Linked DNA regions of Homo sapiens: region 2 is linked to region 1. The links are chromatin loops, found by intact Hi-C in ENCODE. Cell type or tissue: psoas muscle. All regions are shown on one strand. Links, peaks and the distances in the headings refer to the core of each region. The heading gives the core; the rest is flanking DNA.

Evidence for each region. Peaks named below come from ENCODE experiments on the same cell type or tissue, not always from the same donor. Only the 100,000 strongest peaks of a DNase experiment are listed, where the experiment ranks them.
Region 2: it touches region 1 in a loop (4-fold over the local background); 42 of 110 quality-filtered maps call a loop at or near these places.

The regions. Positions count from the first base shown.
Region 1 is chr14:56,421,532-56,424,446 of GRCh38, forward strand. All of the region lies in intron 6 of LINC02284 (long intergenic non-protein coding RNA 2284), which reads left to right. Among named protein-coding and RNA genes, the nearest start is that of LINC02284, 110 kb to the left of the region's middle. In psoas muscle, for the core only: a CTCF peak has its summit at 1,257 (motif pointing left); a DNase peak (open chromatin) is centred at 1,350.
Region 2 is chr14:55,711,392-55,714,306 of GRCh38, forward strand. No RefSeq gene overlaps it. Among named protein-coding and RNA genes, the nearest start is that of LINC00520, 84 kb to the right of the region's middle. In psoas muscle, for the core only: no CTCF peak of the experiment used is centred there; a DNase peak (open chromatin) is centred at 1,300.

The DNA.
Region 1 (2,915 bases), core at 96-2,595:
CAAGGCATCAATAGGGCTGTGTTCCTTCTGGAGGCTCTAGGAGATAACCTGTTTTCTTGCCTTTTACATCTTCTAGAAGCTTTCTGCATTCCTTGGCTTGTGGCGCCTTCCTCTGTCTTCCCAGCCAGCAATGGCCAGTCGAGTCTCTCTCATATCATATCACTGACAATGATTGACCTGTCATCCTCTTTCACTTATAAACACCATTGTGATTACATCGTGCCCACCCCCAGACAATCCAGGATAATCTCCCCATGTCAAGATCACAGCCGAGCATGGTGGCTCACACCTATAATCCCAGCACTTTGGGAGACCGAGGCGGGTGGATCACCTGAGGTCAGGAGTTAGAGACTAGCCTGGAGCCTGGCCAACATGGTGAAACCCCGTCTCTACTAAAAATACAAAAAGTTAGCCAGGTGTGGTGGCAGGCACCTGTAATCCCAGCTACTCAGGAGGCTGAGGCAGGAGAATCGCTTGAACCCGGGAGGCAGTGGTTACCGTGAGCTGAGATCACGCCATTGCACTGCAGCCTGGGTGACAAGAGTGAGACTCCGTCTCAAAAAAAAAAAAAAAAATCACATCTGCAAAGTCTTTTGCCATGTGCAGTAACCTGTGCACAAGTGCCAGGGAGCAGGACATAGACGTTTTGGGGAGGAGGGCACTATTCTGCCTACTGCAATGGTACTGAAGCAAAAGCAATTTTAAAGATTCTTAATATTTTCATCAGTTCGATAAATCAGAAGTGAACTCTTGAGGAGTCTTAAACATTTGGAGGAGGCTCTGTTGGAGAGCTGGCCCTTGCATGCCTCCACCACTATGTTGCTTAGCCATGACTTATCCCATTTCTTGAGGAAAGAGTAATGTGTTTTGGATCTGAGACACAGATGACTACATTCCCCTTGTCACCTTCACTTTGCCAATTCTCCATTTATTTCATTCTATAGAGACCTGACATATTGCCCTTAGAAACTGGCTACTCCCTAGAATACTGCCAATTTGGGGTTAGATGAGAACGATTATAAGATGGCTACTCAAAATAGTGCAGCTTGATTGAAGGTGTATTACAACATCCTCAGCAAATAATAAAAAATAGTGGATTAAAAAAAAAATTGCATTGGGGTTTTGTTTAAAAGGAGGTTACCCCTCCCTACATTGCTGTAGCATGGTGATTCTCTTTATTTTGGTCACTGTTATATTTCGTTCTGTTTGCAACACTATACTTCTATCAGCTGATGTGATGCAGCCAGCAGCTGCCCCCTTGTGTTAGAAATGTCCTATAGCTTAACCATGGAGAATCAGGACTTAATTCATTTACCCTGGCTCCTCCATTTCTTTCCCTGCCAACACAGCTGCAGCATAGCTCCTCCATCTAGAAACCTGGCAGCTATCCCAGCTGGAAGCTACCTGCCAACACTTTTCTGAAGACCAGCCAGAGGAGGAAGAACAGGAGGGCAGAGGGCTGAGGAGGGAGGCAAGAGAAGATGCAAATCTAATTGCACTGGCCTCCAGCCCTCTTCAGATCTCTGTGCTTCCAGAGGGGGTGACATACCATCAGCCATGACTGATCTTGCTTGTAAAAGTCCTATTTAGATGTAAGCACACTTCCCTGAGGTTTCAGATTCCAGAATTACCCTAATATTCCTCTTTACTTTGCAGTTATGCAGAACCAGGAACACCCCACTGACTGGAATAATGACCTCCCAGGCAGAAGAGTGGTGGATTGATGTTCTGATGTCTCTTTACCCTTATACTAGTCATTAAATTATGTACCTTCTTCTCACCTCCATAATGAGCCACAACGCTGTCCAACTTTTCTAGGAGAGGACCTCTTGTTAATGTCAAATTTTATACCATTCCCACATGATAGTAGTTGTACTTTTAGTATCTGTTGATTTTTAAAATATGTGATAAAAAGCACCTGAGTTCAATAAGATTTGGATTAAGTTTTATTTTAATCACACGGTATTGAATTACATTTGAAAATCAGCAAGGACGGGGACGCTGCAGTACCCTGTAAATACCAGTGAGATGAATAAAGAAAGTGCTTGGGGTGCATATGGATTCATGGACCTTTTTACAATAACTCAACACCCTAGAGAAGGAGTGGTTCACAGGCTGGGGCACCACTGGAGAGAAACAGGGGCCAAACTTGCTCAGTTTTGTGTGTGCATGGGCCGGGTCCAGGAGCAGCTCTGTGAGCTCCTTCCAAGTCTGTGCCCTTGGGAAAAGATCAGTGTTTAGATCAGGCCCACCCACAGGAAACCACACTGTTAAAATCCCTTCTTTCGTGGTTCTGAAATCTTCAAAATAAACAAAGCTACCCTGTAGGCTGGGACTTCAGTTGTATCCTTTTGGTTCATGTTACAAACTTTACAAGGAAAAGTGGCCTCATGGCAGCTGGAGCAAAGGAGGGAAATTAAGTAGACAAGACACTTCCTAGGACAGGCGGCTCTAGTCCAGGGGCCTCCCAAGGGGAGCGTGATTTCAAGTTTGCTGCTCTCCCACAAACGAGATGGTAGCTAAAGAAAAGGTAAATGAAGAGAGCTGGCTAGAAACAGAGGTGATAATTCAAGTACTTAGAAACCAGTAGGGCCTGGGTGTCAGTGCATTGGAATGATCCATGAGCCAGAGCTCCTAAAAAGGCCCTGAAGCACAGTCTTCTCCCCACTACCCTAAGGAGCAGGTATTAACCCTTTGGTTGCTGGATCAAGGGAAGGTGAGGGGTTCCAAGGTGGCTGGGGTGGTTGTACAGGGAGTGGATGCAGAGGCAACTTAGCAGCCAGTAAGGAAGCATTTCAATATTTAACAACTGGATATGCTACACCCCTGCATATTGGCAGCTGAAATCTGTAATCAAGAACTCGATGTGTCTCATAGAGGGTTTTGGAGCCATGGGGAGAAAATATTGACAAAAT
Region 2 (2,915 bases), core at 324-2,823, 710 kb before region 1:
ACAGCCAGAGGGCTCTGACGTTAGCCTCATGGAATCCTGATACCCCATCTTAATGCAAAGAGAATATCCAAAGGTCCTTATGCCTCCTGAAAGGGCAGGGTGGAGCTGAGAGAGGACTACAGTGGTAATGGGGAAGACACAGTGTGCTTGGACGTTTATTTAAACTTGGCAAGATGAAATTCACTACCATCAGCAAAATGGGGGCTCACATTCAGAAATTAAAATTAATTTCTGATTTATATAAAGCTAAATACTTTTATTTAAATATTTTTATGTAACTAAATTTGCTATTATTTAAAATTAAATAATAACAATAAAATTTCTGATTTATATAAAATTAATATTCTACTTTGACAGTTGGAGGTTGTGAAATTTGAATGGCTGTGCTTATTTTGTTGGGTTTAGCTGGAGCCTAAATGAATGAGAAGGCACTATTCTGGTGTTACCCATAGCAGACAGTATCTGAGTTTTCTTGGCTTGTTTTGGTTTGGATTACATGATTTCTCAGGACTATAAGACTGGCTATTTCAGCCCATTTCTCCTGGTTCACCTGGGATTCCTGAGACATAAAGAGGGCTACTGGTGGCTTGTGATGGGTCCTCCCCCTTTTCAGGCCTCATTACTCATCCTCAGTCTGCACCCAGTGGCCTGAGCTGTGAGAAGATGGGTGCTATGGTTTGAATGTGTCCCCCGAAGTTCATGTGTTGGAAACTTAATCCCCAACACAACAGTGTTGACAGGTGGGACCTTTAATGGATGAATGTTGTTATTGTGGGAGTAGGTTTGCTATAAAAGCAGGTTTGGCCCTCTCTTTTGTCTCTCTTGCCGTATGATATCTTCCACCATGTTATGACCCAGCAAGAAGGCCTCACTAGATGCCATCCCCTCGATCTTGGACTTTCCAGCCCCTAGAACCATGAGCCAAATAAATTTCTGTTCATTATAATTTGCCCAGTTGGTAGCATTCTGTTATAGTAGCAGAAGATGAACCAAGACAATGGGGATGGCCGTAAAGGCCCTGGGGGCAAAGGAACATGAGGGTGCCCACAGGAGAAGCTTATCCTCAGCACCTAAGAAGTAGGAGGCTCTCTTCTACCCTAGATGGCAGGGGTACCTGCTGCACATTTTCTTTCAGCCAGGCAAAGCCTACCTTACTTTCCTGGCAGGCAAGGATGCAGAGCTGCGGTGAGTATGGAGCATGGTAAGAGGCATCATCCACAGATGCGAGCTCCCCTCCTCTTCCCTATCCCCTGTCACTGGCAGTTACATAATCTCTCTTTACAGTGTGCCAGGCCGCACTGGGAGGCTGCCAGCTGTGGGTGCCCTTTGGTAGTTGTAAGGGAATCACACAGGCGAGTATGACCTTTGGAAATACAAGGAGGTTACTCGGGAGTCTGTAGCTTTAGGATCCTTGGGGAGACTGCAATTCAATCTGTATCCTGTGGCTTTGAGTTTTAAATCTCAACTAATAAACTCTCCATTACATGAAAGACTCACTGCTGCAGGAAACAGAATGCACCGTTTTGGGGAGGAGAGCGTAGGGCAGGGTGCCTCCTTCATCTCCAGAACAGTGTTGTCTGTTACTAAATGGCTTAGGACAGCAATGAGGTGAGGAGCTGGCCTTTGGCAGTTTTGGTGGTCTGATGAGTGGTTTATCTATTGTCAAAGACTCTTATTCCCTCTCCTCCTCAGTCCTCCGCTGCTCTCAGTGCTCCAGGCAGTGACAGCTGGATTCTGCCTGGCTGTGCTTGCCTTTTAATGGAGGTGTAGCCCTCTTTAGACACACACAAAGCAAGGGTCAGCTCCCAGCCCTCCAGGAATCTGGCTCTGTGGTGAGGGGCCTGCTCACCAGGCACCTACCCTACAAGGAGTGTTGGGTTCAGGGCACAGATTAGCAGCCAGTTCCTTTATCCAGAAAAATGGGAATGACATGGGGCTGGAGGAAAGCATGAAGGGAAACAAGATAAAAGGACACACACACGATAATGAGAATAAAACGGTACAGGAAATCAGGAGAATAAATGAATTTGTGAATGATGAGGGCTAATGCAATTGCACTTTACCTCCCAACTTTTTGGCAGCTACGACAAAAAATGAAGTATAATAATGGGAAAGAGAATTTCTATTAGTAATGATAGCTAAGATTTTCTGCCTTCTAGGTACCAGGCACTGTTTCGGCACTTTACTGGGATTGTCTCATTTTATTCTCACAAGAGCTCTGTGAGGAGGTACTAGTTTAATGCCTATTTTACATATGAAGAAACAGAGAGGAAGGTTACGTAACTGGTAAGTGGTGGACCGAGTTACGACATTACTCTGTCTGACTCCAAAGCCCAACCTCAAACTCTCAACCTATGCTATATATACTGCCTCAGCATATGGAAAAGGGGATGCATAGCTCTTTCTGTCTTCATCATCAAACCAAAATCTAGATTGGGGTCCCCCACTGGCCCAATGGGCCAACCTGATTTTACCCAGTCACTACTGTGTCTGTAGACAGAGAACAGAAAGCTTGTCTCAGGGAGCAGGTGCAACGAGGCAATGGGAGTCGTTGCCATTCCAGAAGGTCACTTAGAGGCAGAGGGGCAGGGAGACCTTGCTTCATTTCAGGCTTCCTGAACTTTAGATTTTTGCCTATTCCAGTGATGAATTCAGAAGTGAGGACAGCTATGTTGAAAACTAGGCATGAGGAGAAACAATTTTTTTTTTTTGAGACAGAGTCTCACTTTGTCACCCAGACTAGAGTGCAGTGGCACGATCTTGGCTCACTGCAACCTCCGCCTCCCAGGTTCAAGTGATTCTCCTGCCTCAACCTCCCGAGTAGCTGGGATTACAAGCATGCACCACCACACCCAGGTAATTTTTGTATTTTTAGTAGAGATGGGGTTTCTCCATGTTGGCCAGGCTGGTCTCAA